2 separate regions of the Mus musculus genome follow, and region 2 is linked to region 1. The links are chromatin loops, found by intact Hi-C in ENCODE. Cell type or tissue: left cerebral cortex. All regions are shown on one strand.

What was found. A loop is a pair of places that touch in the nucleus more often than their neighbours do. Peaks named below come from ENCODE experiments on the same cell type or tissue, not always from the same donor. Only the 100,000 strongest peaks of a DNase experiment are listed, where the experiment ranks them.
Region 2: it touches region 1 in a loop (2.8-fold over the local background); 2 of 42 quality-filtered maps call a loop at or near these places.

Annotation. Positions count from the first base shown.
Region 1 is chr6:13,532,773-13,540,772 of GRCm38, forward strand. No RefSeq gene overlaps it. Among named protein-coding and RNA genes, the nearest start is that of Gm25737, 13 kb to the right of the region's middle. In left cerebral cortex, no CTCF peak of the experiment used is centred here; a DNase peak (open chromatin) is centred at 4,706.
Region 2 is chr6:13,478,563-13,486,562 of GRCm38, forward strand. No RefSeq gene overlaps it. Among named protein-coding and RNA genes, the nearest start is that of Gm25737, 67 kb to the right of the region's middle. In left cerebral cortex, no CTCF peak of the experiment used is centred here; no DNase peak of the experiment used is centred here.

The DNA of each region.
Region 1 (8,000 bases):
TTGAGTGTCCAAGTGTCCTTCTCTCCAGGTAAAACGACACGGGAGCAGGTCAGGGTTGCTCTGGGTAAAAGCCTGTGAGCCTAAGAGCTAATCCTGTACACGGCTCCTTTACCTGCACACTGGGGATTTGACCTCTATCTCCACTCTCATTAATATGGGTGGCCTATTGCTCTTATTAAAAGGAAAGGGGGAGATGTTGGGAGCCGCCCCCACATTCGCCGTCACAAGATGGCGCTGACAGCTGTGTTCTAAGTGGTAAACAAATAATCTGCGCATGTGCCAAGGGTATTTCTCCACCCCATGTACTCTGCCTTCCCCGTGGCAACAACTAGGCCATGGCTGCAGCCAATCAGGGAGTGATACGTCCTAGGCGAAGGGTAACTCTCCTAAATAGGGACGGGGTTTCGCTTTCGTTTTTGGGTTTGAGTTTTGCACTCTTGCTCCTGAAGATGTAAGCAATAAAGTTTTTGCCGCAGAAGATTCTGGTTTGTGGTGTCTTTCCTGGCCGGTCGTGAGAACGCGTGTAAGACTTGGGCACAACAGCACATGCCTATAATTCAAGCCCTGGGAAAGGCAGAGACACTAGATACCTAAAGCTTGTTGACTATCTATCAAAATTAGTGAACTCTATGTTCAGAGAGCAATCTCATCTCCAGAAGTAAAGTTTATAGTAATAGAAGAAGACCCTTAACGTTAACTTCTGTCTCACATACACTTGGGCACACACATACACACACACACACACACACACACACACACACACACCAAAACCCTTATACACACACATACAAATTTTTGAACATCCTTGAGGTCTTAAAGTTTTCCAAGAACATAGATGAATAATTATGTACTGGTTGATTGTCTTCTGATGCCATATGTATATTACACGAGGATTCCATTTAATAAAGGGGAAGGTTTTTCAGCTAACAGAGCAGAGATCCACTGTGAACATTTTTGTGAATCTAATATTCTGAAGAGTCCTCTTGTGAAGTACCATGTAGATCCCAAACAATAATACTGTACAAAATGGTGTATTTGAAATAATTCGCTGGGGGATTTTTAGTGTGTCAAGCATCCTTGTACAACCACTGATGTGCTTTCTGACACTATATTCACATTTTCTAAAATTTCCAGTTGGTGTAATCATGGCCTGAATTCTTATTTGGCCTGGTTTCTTTACAATATAGTTATTGTGAGACTCAACTACTCTATTGTGTAGGTCAATACTTTTTCTGAATGTTGTTCTACTGACTTATAACACTTCTGAAACTTAGTGGTGGGTTGACTGAAGTAGAGAAGCTTCCAGAAACTCTGCAAGCCAGTGAGCAATGGGATATTAGAAATGTCCTCTGTTAGTTTCTTGAGCTCTGTCTCCCTTAGAGGTCTGTCAGCATTCAGAAGCCTAGACTTTCCTCCAGTTCAGGCAGTTTTCCTGGGTTAGGTGGAGCATTCACTAGAACTGGTACTGTGAGTCTGTCTGTGTTGGCTGCAATGAAGCTGACACCCGCCAAACACAGTGCACTCCTAGGTGTTCAGTCTGTCCTCTCCAGGGAAGCTTACATCCATCTCAAAATGATCATAGGACTCCAGAAGTTAAGTAACCCTACCCTTTTCTAAAGGCTGTAATATATATAATCTCTCTCTCTCTCTCTCTCTCTCTCTCTCTCTCTCTCTCTCTCTCTCTGTGTGTGTGTGTGTGTGTGTGCCCATGTGGGCAAGTGTGCACACATGTACACATGAGTGTGTATGTGTGTACATGTGTACACTCATGTGTACATGTGTGAAGTGGAACATAATTTTAAATGACTTACTATTACCTATAGCAAGTTGCTCAGTCTCATGCCCAGAATTCCTTGGATTACTTATAAAACTTCCTATCAGGGGCTAGATAATTGTATAGGTGACTAAGAGCACTTGTTGCTCTTGCGGAAGGCATGATTGATTCTAAACACCCACATGATGGCTCACAACAGTCTATAATTGCAGTCTCGGGGAATCCAGTGTCCTCTTCTGAACTCTGAGCTGTCAGGCATGCATGTGCTACATACACATACATACACAAAGGCAAAATACTCATACACAAAAAGTAATGAGTAAATCTCAACAGTAAAATTCAATATCCAGGCTCAAGAAGATGATGAAATGGGAGGCAAGAGAAGAATTGAGGACTCATAATCCTTCTTACAAATAAGGAAACCTCTGTCTGCACAACTGTTTCCTCAACTATGTTATTTTAGAGTGTACCTAGCAACAAACAAGTTTGACAGAAGGACAAGGAGCCAAGACCTCAGCCTGACTAAAGAGAAGAATTAAGAAAAGGGATTGGAGGACAAGAGCAGGAGCCCAAGCCTATTACTCTAGCAATCAAGAAACTGAGGTAAGAGCATAACAAGTTCAGGGGCAGCCTGGGCTACATAGGAGATATCCTAAACAAGGAGAGATAAACAGTGTGGAGATACAGTCCAGTGGCCAGTGCCATCGATAGTCCAGGAAGCATTAAGAAGAACCAAGAGAAGCAGAGGGTAAGAGTGAAGGTTCAAGTCTGGGAACCTTGCAAGAGTATTAAAGGAAACAGAGAGCCAGCTATGATCATTTAGAAAGTTAAGAGTGAATGATAATGGATCAGGTAAGTTATTTCCAGACTGGGAGTGTTGAAATTCAAAGTCATTTGTGATCTCACCTCTTATAAATATCCCCTGTCAACTCAAACTGCAATGGATTCCAGAGCCTGTTGTCACACAGGCAATCTGGAAGAACTGCCTGGGGATTGTGGTAACAGAAGGAAAATTTTTCTTATGAGCATCTTTGATGTTCCTGGAAAAGCAATTGTGTGCTTAAAACATTCTTTTGAGAGGGGGCTATTCTGGTATCTCAGGAACTGATTTATACCCAGAAATCTTGCTTAATAGCCAATATAACATATTTTTAAAAATGGTTATAATTCCAACATAGCTGTGATACCTAGGCTGGCAGTTGTCTCTGATGCAGATTAAACAGAAACTGCAGTGTGAGTAGCAGTGTCTCCTAGCACAGCCAGAGTAAATGTGCTTTGCCATGTGTTAGATCCCACTCTGAATCCTTTCAAATATTAGTTCCATTAGTTCTCACAGAAATCTCTCATGATAGTCATCAGGGCTCTCATTTACTCACCTATTTGCATTTCATTCGCCTGATAATGCAATAGATAGATGAACAGGTTTTATTTAAGTCCTGTGGTGAGTATATTAGTAGTATTTAGGGAAAGAAATAAAACCAACACATCAACTGATACGACGTCAGTAATGACAGTATGTACATGTTTCGATGAGCTTTATTAATCAGAATAGGAGAAGATCATGTGCTGACAAGAAGGTCTCAGAATGTCTTTATAAGGTTTTTTTTTTCTTTGTGGTTTGAAAAGAAATCATGCAATTTGGGAGTGATTATCCTTAAATTACTATAGACATACAAAGCATAGTTCTGTGATATTTATTTTAAAATTACTTTAAATACATTTAAAATAAAATGGGATGCTTTATGGTGTCTCCATCATGATTATAATTTGCCTTGGTCACTTAGCAAGTTTACACTCCAGTTTGCCCTTTTTCATCTCCTCCTAGAAAATGAAATCAAGTCATGGGTAAAATAAACTACATTTGGAATTAATTTTTACGCAAAGATGGCAATTTGGTTTCATGACCATGCTTCCTGGCTTTAGCTAGCAGCTCTCATACTATGAAAAGACATCTTTATTAAGTCTCTTTTTATTACAGACAAATTATGTATAAACTGCATTTTCAAAACTTATAAGATCTATAATTATTAAGGATGCTTGTGACACCCACGTCCATGTAAAAAGAATAAGATAAAGTGTATGAGATCCGTGATTTCTCTTTTCACAAGAAATTAACTTGGTAACAGGTGGGTTTTGCCCAAGAGACAAATTTCTTCCTGCCCTGGGTACATTAAGAAGGGTGAGAAGCGGGTGTGGGGAAAAGGAAGCATTACTGGAGAAGCGGGTATTCTATACACAGCATGGAAATGGTTTCCTCATAAAACTGCCTACTGCACATCTGACCTGGCCCTGACTGGTGTGGCCAGTTCAACAACAACACTGTGTCTTTAACCCATACCTCAGCATCATGTTGTGTTTTGTCCTATTCTCCTCTCCCTCACTTGCCTGACATCCCTTTAGCTTCCATAAAGCAGAAGGATAAAGGGAACAGTAACATAATGATGAAGGAATTAATATTAGTGTGGCCGAGCCCAGTTGAAAGCTGTAATGCAGATGATAGGACCAGAACGTGATCAGGACCCACAGAGGCAGACCATACCTCTGTCACGCAGAATTTGATGGGGAAATGTCATCGCATGCCTTGGCCTCCACACTGGGTGTGATGGATCATTGCAATCACCAGGCCTAAAGCTTGTCTGCTCCCACTCAGGTTTCTCTGCACATCTTCGGAACCCACCACTCTCAGCTTCTGACAGAATCTGGAGAGAGCAGACTTGCACACTTTTTAACCCCAAATCCTCTGCCAATCTACAGGTTGGTCCGCTTGATGTCACTTCTAAGCTGTCTCCCAAAGCAGTGGAATGAAGTCATGAACAAAACAGCAAACCATATCCTTTTTAAAAACCTCCATTCTTCCCCATACTCAAAATATTCCAACTTGAATGTGTACACCCTGCCTGCTCTGCCCACTTGGTTGCTATGGATACAAACCACATCTTCTTAGCTTTATCCCTGAGGCTCATTTCTCATTCTTTGGCCCCAACATGATAATCTACAAAATCAATCAGCACTCGTCTGAACTGCCCTACGAAGCTTCTCCCTGGCTTCCCTTCATGTTCTCCTCTAAGCTAAGCCAGGAGAATGACTTCATCTTTCAGAAGTGATTCTTTTAATACACAGATATGAAAATGGTAATGCCCTGCTTAAAAACCACTCCACTACGCCATGAATCAAACGTTGTGGTGCTTCACTGGGTACACTCTCTTCTTTCTCAGCCCCTAGCTCTTTCCCTCAGCTCCGAGCGCCAGACCCAGCAACACTCACTAGGATCTTATCTAGGTAAGATTCCTCACTCTGTACAGACTTCTTCAATTTGGCTCTGCTCAGTCCAAATCATTTTTATAACTACTGAAATGTGACCTTTTCACCCTACAATTCTTGACACATTATGCTGACACCTTCATGTATGTGTGTGTATGTGTGTGTACACGTGTGTGTACGTGTGTGTGTGTGTGTGTGTGTGTGTGTGTGTGATTTCTACTGTGATTGTTAATTGTGTAATGATCCTTCCCATGTCTGTCTCCACCACTAAAGCAGAAACTATATCCATCTTTTCACCACAGAGATATCCACACTAGTAGGCATTCAGTGAATATATGCCACAAATGTTGAATATTTTAGAAGGCTATAAACCAGTAATAAGAAATTAAAATTCATCTAGTAAACAGTTACAATAAAAGGGGAAATACTCATGAGCTAATTAGACAAAAATCATTTAAGTAAATCTTTTATTGTCCAGATGACAATAATGAGTTAATGAAACTATGGCAAATGGAGATGAATACTGAAAATAAATAAGAATAATAAAAAGATATTACAGCCACTCTAGTCTGCAAAGAGTGATGATGAAAATGTCATTAAGGATGAGAAACGGCCTTTGTCTGTGTAACAGGAACCAGGAAACCACACAAGAATTGCAAGTGGGACTTTTAGGGACCTGTCCAGCACAAGTCTTCAGATTTACAGTTTCATTGCAGTCAGAAACTCAGGGCTAAATGGAGTTGTATAGAGGGTAGCATGAAATGCCAATGGACGATGCTGCAGTCTGATTTTGTTTGAAATACCTAAGATACAATGACCTTACTAAGAAAAGAGGTTTATTTGATCTATACATTTAAAGGCTAGATATTCAAACAGCATGGTTTAGGCTTCAATGACAACCCCCATGGTGAATAATAAAATAAGTAGCCAATGTGAAAAGCTCCAAGAGAAGCTGGAAAAGACTGGGGTCCACAATACCCACTGTTGATGCACCCTCCCAATAGACTCCTAGATGCTTGACTTTTTATAGTGCCTACCACCACATCTAGGACTGAATCTCCATCGCAGGAGCCTTTGGAGAGCAAAGGTACAAAGTACAGTAGCAGCTGGTAAGTAAAAGAAAATCCTAATCTTCACGCAGGAGTCTTACAGCAGCCTCAACATCTGGTTAAGATGTGCACATCTTTGGTAAACTGAGCTGCTTTGTGACTGAGAGAGGCCCATTAGAGACAGAATGTGAATGTCTGCTTCACACACCTCCTGTTGATATTTTATTTCAAGAGAATGTCAATCCCAAAATGACTTGATGGTACAGGAATGATTTCGTGATGGGAATTTTATGCCTTGAGGCTTAAAATATTTTCAATTATTTTTTTTTAAATCACCTGCAATTTTTATTTTTCAATCTCTGGTCTCCTGTTAGTTCCAGGCATGCCCCTCCCCCCACAAACACACACACACTGATTTCTGTTCTCTCTCCCAACCCTCTCCCACCTTCAACATCTGTTTTCTTATTACTGTAAAAGAAAATGAGATGTAAACTTTTTCCTTAGTCAGTATTAAGAATAGTTTCATGTTTTAAAAGTTAATTCTCAGCTACTCTTGAAAACATTATTGTGGTTTCTTAAGCTAACCCTGGAACTACTCATAGGACACAGCATCTCACTCTTGGACATAAATCCAAGAGGACTGAATCTTGTTCTCACACATCCAACCCTAATGTCCACCATGTCTTTATTGACAATAGAAAAATACTGGAAAGAAGCCTAGTGTTTTCCAGTGAGTGCAGAATTTACCCACAATAAAGTGAGGGGAATTACTAGGACATGAAAAATTTGGAAGAGTATCTAGAAGATCCTGTTCAGGATTATAATGTTTTGCAATTAGAAATTACAGAAACAACAGTTGATGGATGACAGAAGTGGCAGGTGGTAAAGAGAGGAGCAGAGTACAAAAGAGAAACTCAAATACCCTGTGGTAAGAATATTCTGCACTATGGTCTATTTACTAAATGATAGACATTTGGATTCTCGCAGAAGGGTGTGAGTGAGTGTGTGTGTGTGTGTGTGTGTGTGTGTGTGTGTGTTTATACATGTGTGTTGTCTTCCTTTTGTGAATAATGCTACTATGAAAATTAACTTCAAGTCTTTACATGGACATTTGTTTTTATTTTATTTGGTAGATGCCTAGGAAAGAAAACTTGCTAATCCATAGTAAATTAATATAATTTATTCATGGTGTGCTAATGCTTAATTTTATAATAATTACTAAAGTGTATAGGAAGGTTCCAAAGCATTTTAGGTCCCCAATCAGAGAATAAGCTTGGGATTGTCTGTCATTTTTATTACATTTATTTTATTTATTTTTATTTTTTACTGAAAATAATTTTCATACAATATTCTGAAGTTCCCCTCCTTCACCTCCTCCTCAGAGACCCTCCCTACTTGACCTGCCAATTAAATCTACACTTTTCTCTTTCTCCTTACTAAAGAATCAGGCATCTAAAAAGATATAATAAAATAAGACAATAAGTAAATGTTATTTATTTCATTAACTCGGGTCATTGGGCTTGGCTATAAGTGTCCCCACCTGCTGAGCTATTTCACTGTTCTGCCCATTACTTTTATAGCCATTTTAATACTAGAATTGGTGTCTCACTAATGGCTTTTGTCTAATTTCCTTTATTTAGTTTTCCTTAAATTTAGTTTTAAAAATTGTTTATTTACTTGCCCTTACAAATACTGAGCAAGAGAACTCTACGGCTGACTTGCTTCCCTAGCCTTCAGTATTGTTTTAGCTTATTTTTCATTAATACCAAGCATATTTTTATCAGCTAACTAGTCATCCATATTATTTCATTTCTCCTAAAAGTGTAACCCACACATAAAAATATAAAATTGTTCTCACTAATAGGGCGCTATCTTTGTTACTTTTCTATTGCTGTGAAGAGACACCGTGTACTAAA
Region 2 (8,000 bases), 54 kb before region 1:
GAAATCTATAATTTGAGAAGCTGAATATTTCACCTTTCTTCAAATAGCTTTGTATTTCAGAATAATTTTTAAATTGTATATATTCCTTTTTATTAACTTCTGTGATAATTTTGTATATGAATTGATTTTGACCATATTCACGCCCTTTCCCAAACTCCTCCTAGACCCACCTCTTCCTTTCCCACCAACTTGTATCCTGTTTTGTTTTTCTCACCCACCAAGTCTGGCTTGGGTTGTGCATAATATTATACTAATTATATTTGTGACTGTATGGCATTTTCCTAGAATATAGTTCACCTACCAGTGGCAATGCTCTTAAAAATAAGTTGGCATACTCAGCCAGTAGCTGTTGCTTATCTATGACCTGTGTGCTGGAACTAACACAATAATAGGAATTGAAAACTTATGAAGGACCACAGATAGAGAAAGAAAATTTAACTTGTCTTGGATCGTTTAGTATGCAGTTGACCAGTACACACACAAACACACACACACACACACACACACACACACACACACACACACACACACACACACACACAAGCACACATGCACTAGAGTGTCTTATTCCCCAAGGATTCAAATTCACTCAGCTGTAGAGGATGAGAATTGGTTTCCAATTTTCAGTCTGCCTTGCAGATTATGAAATAGCCTTGGGGATTGTTTGTATTTATGTTCTCAGTCAGTTAGAATTAATTTTAATTGGACATAATTAGATCTGAGAGGCTTTTAGGAACTAGGACAAAAGTGCAATGCTTCTGGTAGCTTTTTGAGAATCTACCACAGCACCCATTCCCACTCGAAGCCACCATGAAAAACATTGTTTTCTTTGGAAAACTACTAATTATTTTTAAATTTTTTGGTATGTTTTTATTTATTCAGAAAGATAGTTTTAGCAAACTTAAGTCCATGTGTCAAACAAATCTGGCTAGCCACCTGTTTTTAAGTCCTTGACTATCAGAATGTCTTCAGCCAGGCACAATGGCATTTGTCTGTAATTCCAGGACGTGGGCAGCTGAAGCAGAAGGAACTCGAGGCCATCTTGAGCTGCATGGTGATACTCTGACCCCAAAATAACAATTTTTTAATGTTTGAAAGTAATCAAAGAGATAGTTTACATTAAATCATGATCATATAAAACTCTATGAAATGACCAAACTTGTAAAAATATGGATATGACTGTTCATCAACATATTTGTTGTCTTTGCTCTAAAAATGACAGTGCAGTGTAGATAAGACATGAAAAGTCCATTAAAATTGAAACATTTGCTGTTTTGGATTTTCTCATAAAACCTTTATTCCTGTCGCAAGATAGCCTGGTCCACAAACTACCCATGATATACCTTAAAATACCTTTAAAAGCCCAACTAACATCACAAAAATTATTGAGTCATTGTCAAGTCTGTGTTATTGACCTGGTAAATGCTTGTGCAGGAAGATGGGGATTCTGCTAAAATTAAGCAATGAGAATCCCTTCATTATAAGAAAAATTGGACATTCATAAATATGTAGAAATTAAGAAATAAAATCGTAAGTAACTAGAGGGTCAAATTTTAAAGCATGAAATAAATAAATAAATACACTGGGATATTATGAAAGTATTTCTAATAAAACTAAGAAAGAAAATAAAATTAATAAAATACTGCTACCACCTCAAGGGACTATAAATAGAACAAAGAAGCAGGATAAAGGAAAAAATAATGACTCAAATGTAAAGAAATGAGACAGAAATAAGAGGAAGATGAACAAATTCAATAAAGATAACTGAACCTTTTTTTATCAGATATTTTCTTTATTTACATTTCAAATGTTATCCCCTTTCCTTGTTTCCCCTCTGGAAATCCCCTATCCTCTTTCCCCTCCCCCTCTTCCCCAACCCACCCATTTCCACTTCCTGGCCCTGGCATTCCCCAACACTGGGGCATAGAACCTTCACAGGACCAAGGGCCTCTCCTCCAATTGATGACTTGACTAGGCCATCCACAGCTACATATACAGCTAGAGCCACATGTCCCACCATGTATTTTCTTTGATTGGTGGTTTCATTCCAAGGAGCTCTGGGGGTACTGGTTAGTTCATATTGATATTCCTCCTATGGGGCTTCAGATCCCTTCAGCTCCCTGGATACTTTCTCTGGCTCCTTCATTGGGGATCTTGTACTTCATCCAATGGGTGATTGTGAGCATCCACTTCTGTATTTGCCAGGCACTGACAAAGGCCCTCAGGAGACCCCTATATCAGGCTCCTATCAGTAGGCTCTTGTTGACATCTGCCATAGTGTCTGGGTTTGGTGGTTCTTTATGGGATGGATCTCCAAATAGGGCAATCCCAGGATGGTCGTTTCTTCAGTCTCTGCTCCAAACTTTGTCTCTGTAACTCCTTCCATGGGTATTTTGTTTCCCCTTCTAAGAAAGATTCTGAGCTTCTGGGCTAATGTCCATTTATCAGTGAGTTCATATCATGTGTGTTCTTTTGTATTTGGTTACCTCATTCAAGATGGTATCCTCCAGATCCATCCGTTTGTCTAAGAATTTCATCATCTTCAACAAATGGTGCTGGGTCAACTGGCAGTTAGCATGTAGAAGAATGTGAATTGATCCATTCTTATCTCCTTGTACAAAGCTCAAGTCTAAGTGGATGAATGAACTCCACATGAAACCAGAGACACTGAAACTTATAGAGGAGAAAGTGGGGAAAGCCTTGAAGATATGGGCACAGGGGAAAAATTCCTAAACAGAACAGCAATGGCTTGTGCTGTAAGATCAAGAATTGACAAATGTGACCTCATAAAATTGCAAAGCTTCTGTATGGCAAAGGACAATGTCAATAAAACCAAAATGCCACCAACAGATTGGGAAAGGATTTTTACTAATCCTAAATCCGATAAGGGACTTGTCTTAGTCAGGGTTTCTATTCCTGCACAAACATCATGACCAAGAACCAAGTTGGGGAGGAAAGGGTTTATTCAGCTTACACTTCCATACTGCTGTTCATCACCAAAGGAAGTCAGGACTGGAACTCAGGTCAGGGAGCAGGAGCTGATACAGAAGCCATGGAGGGATGTTCTTTACTGGCTTGCCTCCCCTGGCTTGCTCAGCCTGCTCTCTTATAGAACCCAAGACTACCAGCCCAGAGATGGTCCCACCCACAAGGGGACTTTCCCCCTTGATCACTAATTGAAAAAATGCCTTAGAGTTGGATCTCATGGAGGCATTTCCTGAACTGAAGCTCCTTTCTCTGTGATAACCCCAGCTGTGTCAAGTTGACACAAAACTAGCCAGTACAATTGACCCCTTGTCAACTTGACACACAAACACATCACTAATAAGCCTCAACCCTTACATTCTTATTCATCCCCAAGATCCAAATAACTTTAAAAGTCCCACAGTCTTTACATATTCTTAAATTTTCAATCTCTTTAAAATATCCATCTCTTTTAAAATCCAAAGTCTTTTTTTACAATTAAAAGTCTCTTAACTGTGGGCTCCACTAAAACAGTTTCTTCCTTCAAGAGGGAAAATATCAGGGCACAGCCACAATCAAAAGCAAAAGTCAATCTCCAACCGTCCAATGTCTGGTATCCAACTTACGATCTTCTGGGCTCCTCCAAGGGCTTGGGTCACTTCTCCAGCCATGCCCTTTGTAGCACACGTGTCATCCTCTAGGCTCCAGATGCCTGAACTCCACTGCTGCTGCTGCTCTTGGTGGTCATCTCATGGTACTGGCATCTCCAAAACACTGCATGACCCCTTCAGTCCTGGGCCATCAATTGCAACTGAGGCTGGACTTTCACCAATGGCCTTCCATGGCCTCTCACAGTGCCAAGCCTCAGCTGCTCTGCTCAACTCCTTCATGCCTTCAAAACCAGTACCACCTGGGTGACCCTTACACATTACCAAGTCCAGCCACAGCACAAGGCACAACTTTGGCTATATCTGGAACACAGCCACTGTGCTCTCAGAAAACACTTCCCAGAAGATGTCACCTCAATGATGCTGGTCTCTTCTTAATCACTGCTAATTTCTTAGCTCCAGCTAACCAGCATCAATAGTCCCAGTAATGCAAAGTTTTTGCTTTAGTAGTTCTGGTATCTTGTTAATCACAGCTGATTCTTCAGCCCCAGCTAACCAGAACTACAGAATCTTCACAATCAAAACAGCAATGGCCCTGAAAAGAGTCTTTAATTTTCCCTCTGAAATTTCACAAGCCAGGCCTCCATCTTCTGCACTGTTCTCAACATTATCTTCCAAGCTCCTACACAACATCCCACATTGCTCTTAACAACGAATGGATCTTCAAGACCAAAGTTCCAAAGTCCTTCCACAGACCTCCCCAAAACATGGTCAAGTTGTCACAGGAAAACCCCACTCCTGGTACCAATTTGTCTTGGTCAGGGTCTCTATTCCTGCACAAACATCATGACCAAGAACCAAGTTGGGGAGGAAAGGGTTTATTCAGCTTACACTTCCATGCTGCTGTTCATCACCAAAGGAAGTCAGGACTGGAACTCAAACAGGTCAGGGAGCAGGAGCTGATACAGAAGCCATGGAGGGATGTTCTTTACTGGCTTGCCTCCCCTGGCTTGCTCAGCCTGCTCTCTTATAGAACCCAAGACTACCAGCCCAGAGATGGTCCCACCCACAAGGGGCCTTTCCCCCTTGATCACTAATTGAAAAAATGCCTTAGAGTTGGATCTCATGGAGGCATTTCCTGAACTGAAGCTCCTTTCTCTGTGATAACCCCAGCTGTGTCAAGTTGACACAAAACTAGCCAGTACAGGACTAATATCCAATATGTACAAAGAAACTTAAGAAGCTGGACTCCAGAAAATCAAATAACGCCATTAAAAATGGGGCACAGAGCTAAACAAAGAATTCTCAACTGAGGAATAAAGAATGGCTGAGAAAAACCTGAAAAAAATGTTCAACATCCTTAATCATCAGGGAAATGCAAATCAAAACAACCCTGAAATTCCACCTCACAGCAGTCAGATCAAAAATTTAGGTGACAGCAGAAGTTGGCAAGAATGTGGAGAAAGGGGAACACTCCTCCATTGCTGGTGGGAATGCAAGTTTTTACAACCACCCTGGAAATCAGTTTGACAGTTCCTCAGAAAATTGGACATAGTTCTACTGGAAGATCCAGCAATACCACTCCAGAGCATATACCCAGAAGATGCTCCAATATGTAATAAAGACACATGCTCCACTATGTTTACAGCAGCCTTATATATAATAGCCAGAAGCTGGAAAGAACCCAGATGTCTCACAACAGAGGAATAGATACAGAAAATGTGGTACATTTACAACATGGAGTACTACTCAGCTATTAAAAACAATGAGTTTATGAACATTTTTTGAAAAGAGAAATGTTGACAAATTAGCTAGCAGCACTGAGAAAATGATTGAAAACATCTAAGTAAAAGAATAGATATTAATTACTACTGATGCCACAGGAATGACTAATGTACCTACAATAAACAAGCAAATTTAGAAACCTAAAATACCTAAAAGTTTAAAACTCCCAGGCATAAGTCATTAAAAAAATCAAACATAGCCAGGCAGTGGTGGTGCACACCTTTAATTCCAGCCCTTGGGAGGCAGAGGCAGGCAGATTTCTGAGTTAGAGGCCAGCCTGTTCTACTACTGAGTGAGTTCCAGGACAGCCAGGGCTTCACAGAGAAACCCTGTCTTGAAAAAAACAAACAAAAAAACAAACAAAACAAAGCAAAAACAAAACAAAACAAAACTCAAACATTAAGAGAATAAAATAAAACACACAAAAAAATACATTCCTACTCAAAGTCTCCCACAAAACATCTAAAATGTGGTGACATGACTGTGGAATCTACTGACTGTTTAAGAAAGAATAAATACCAATATTTTTTAAAGTTCAGAAAACTTAACAGAATATTTTCCAAACTTATTTTTTTTTCTTTTTCCAATTTTTCATTAGGTATTTTCTTAATTTACATTTCAATTGCTATCCTAAAAGTCCCCTATACCTTCCCACCACCACCACCACCACCCGCCACTCCCCTACCCACCCACTCCCACTTCTTGGCCCTGACATTTCCCTGTACTGGGGCATATAAAGTTTGCAAGACCAAGGGGCCTCTCTTCCCAATGATGGCCAACTAAGCCATCTTCTGCTATATATGCAGCTAGAGACACAAGCTCTGGGGGTACTGGTTAGTTCATATTGTTTTTCCACCTATAGGGTTGCAGACTCCTTCAGCTCCTTAGGTACTTTCTCTAGCTCCTCCATTGGGGGCCCTGTGTTCCATCCAATAGCTGACTGTGAGCATCCACTTCTATGTTTGCCAGACACTGGCATAGCCTCACAAGAGACAGCTATATCAGGGTCCTTTCAGCAAAATCTTGCTGGTGTATGCAATGGTGTCTGTGTTTGGTGGCTGATTATGGATGGATCCCCGGGTGTGGCAGTCTCTGGATGGTCCATCCTTTCGTATCAGCTCCAAACTTTGTCTCTGTAACTCCTTCCATGGGTGTTTTGTTCCCAATTCTAAGAAGGGGCGAAGTGTCCACACTTTGGTCTTTGTTCTTCAGTTTCATGTGTTTTGCAAATTGTATCGTGTGTATTCTAAGTTTCTGGGCTAATATCCACTTATCAGTGAGTACATATTTTGCGAGTTCTTTTGTGATCGGGTTATCTCACTCAGGAAGATACCCTCCAGATCCATCCATTTGCCTAGGAATTTCATAAATTCATTGTTTTTAATAGCTGACTAGTACTCCATTGTGTAAATGTACCACATTTTCTGAATCCATTCCTATGTTGAGGTATGTATGGGTTCTTTCCAGCTTCTGGCTATTATAAATAAAGCTGCTATGAATATAGTGGAGCATGTGTTCTTATTATCAGTTGGAATATCCTCCGGATATATACACAGGAGAGGTATTGTTGGATCCTACAGTAGTACTATGTCCAATTTTCTGAGGAACCGCCAGACTGACTTCCAGAGTGGTTGTACAAGATTGCAATCCCACCAGCAATGGAGAGTGTTCCTCTTTCTACACATCTGCACCAGCATCTGCTGTCACATGAATTTTTGATGTTAGTCATTCTGACTGGTGTGAGGTGGAATCTCAGTGTTGTTTTGATTTGCATTTCCCTGATGATTGAGGATATTGAACATTTTTTCAGATTCTTCTCAGCCATTTGTTATTCCTCAGTTGAGAATTCTTTGTTTAGTTTTGTGCCCCATTCTTTAGTGGGGTTATTTGATTTTCTGGAATCCACCTTCTTGAGTTCTTTATATATATTGGATATTAGTCCCCTATCTGATTTAGGATTGGTAAAGATCTTTTCCCAGTCAGTTGGTGGCCTTTTTTGTCTTATTGACAATGTCTTTTGCCTTACAGAAGCTTTGCAACTTTATGAGGTCCTATGTGTCAATTCTTGATCTTACAGCACAAGCCATTGCTGTTCTATTCAGGAATATTTCCCTGTGCCCATATTTTCGAGGCTTTTCTACACTTTTTTCTCTATCAGTTTCAGTGTCTGTGGTCTTAGGTGGAGTTCCTTGATCCACTTAGACTTAAGCTTTGTACAAGGACATAAGAATGGATTGATCCCGAGTCTTCTACATGATAACCACCACTTGTGCCAGCACCATTTGTTGAAAATGCTGTCTTTTTTCCACTGGATGGTTTTAGATCCCTTGTCAAAGATCAAGTGACCATAGGTGGATTCATTTCTGAGTCTTCAATTCTATTCCATTGGTCTACCTCTCTGTTGCTATACCAGTACTGTGCAGTCTTTATCACAATTGCTCTGTAGTACAGCTTTAGGTACTAAAAACTCCACCAGAGATTCTTTTATCATTGAGAAGAGTTTTTGCTATCCTAGGTTTTTTGTTATTCCAGATGAATTTGCAAATTGCCCTTTCTAATTTTTTGAAGAATTGATTTGGAATTTTGATGGGGATTGCATTGAATCTGTAAATTGCTTTTGGCAAGATAGCCATTTTTACTATA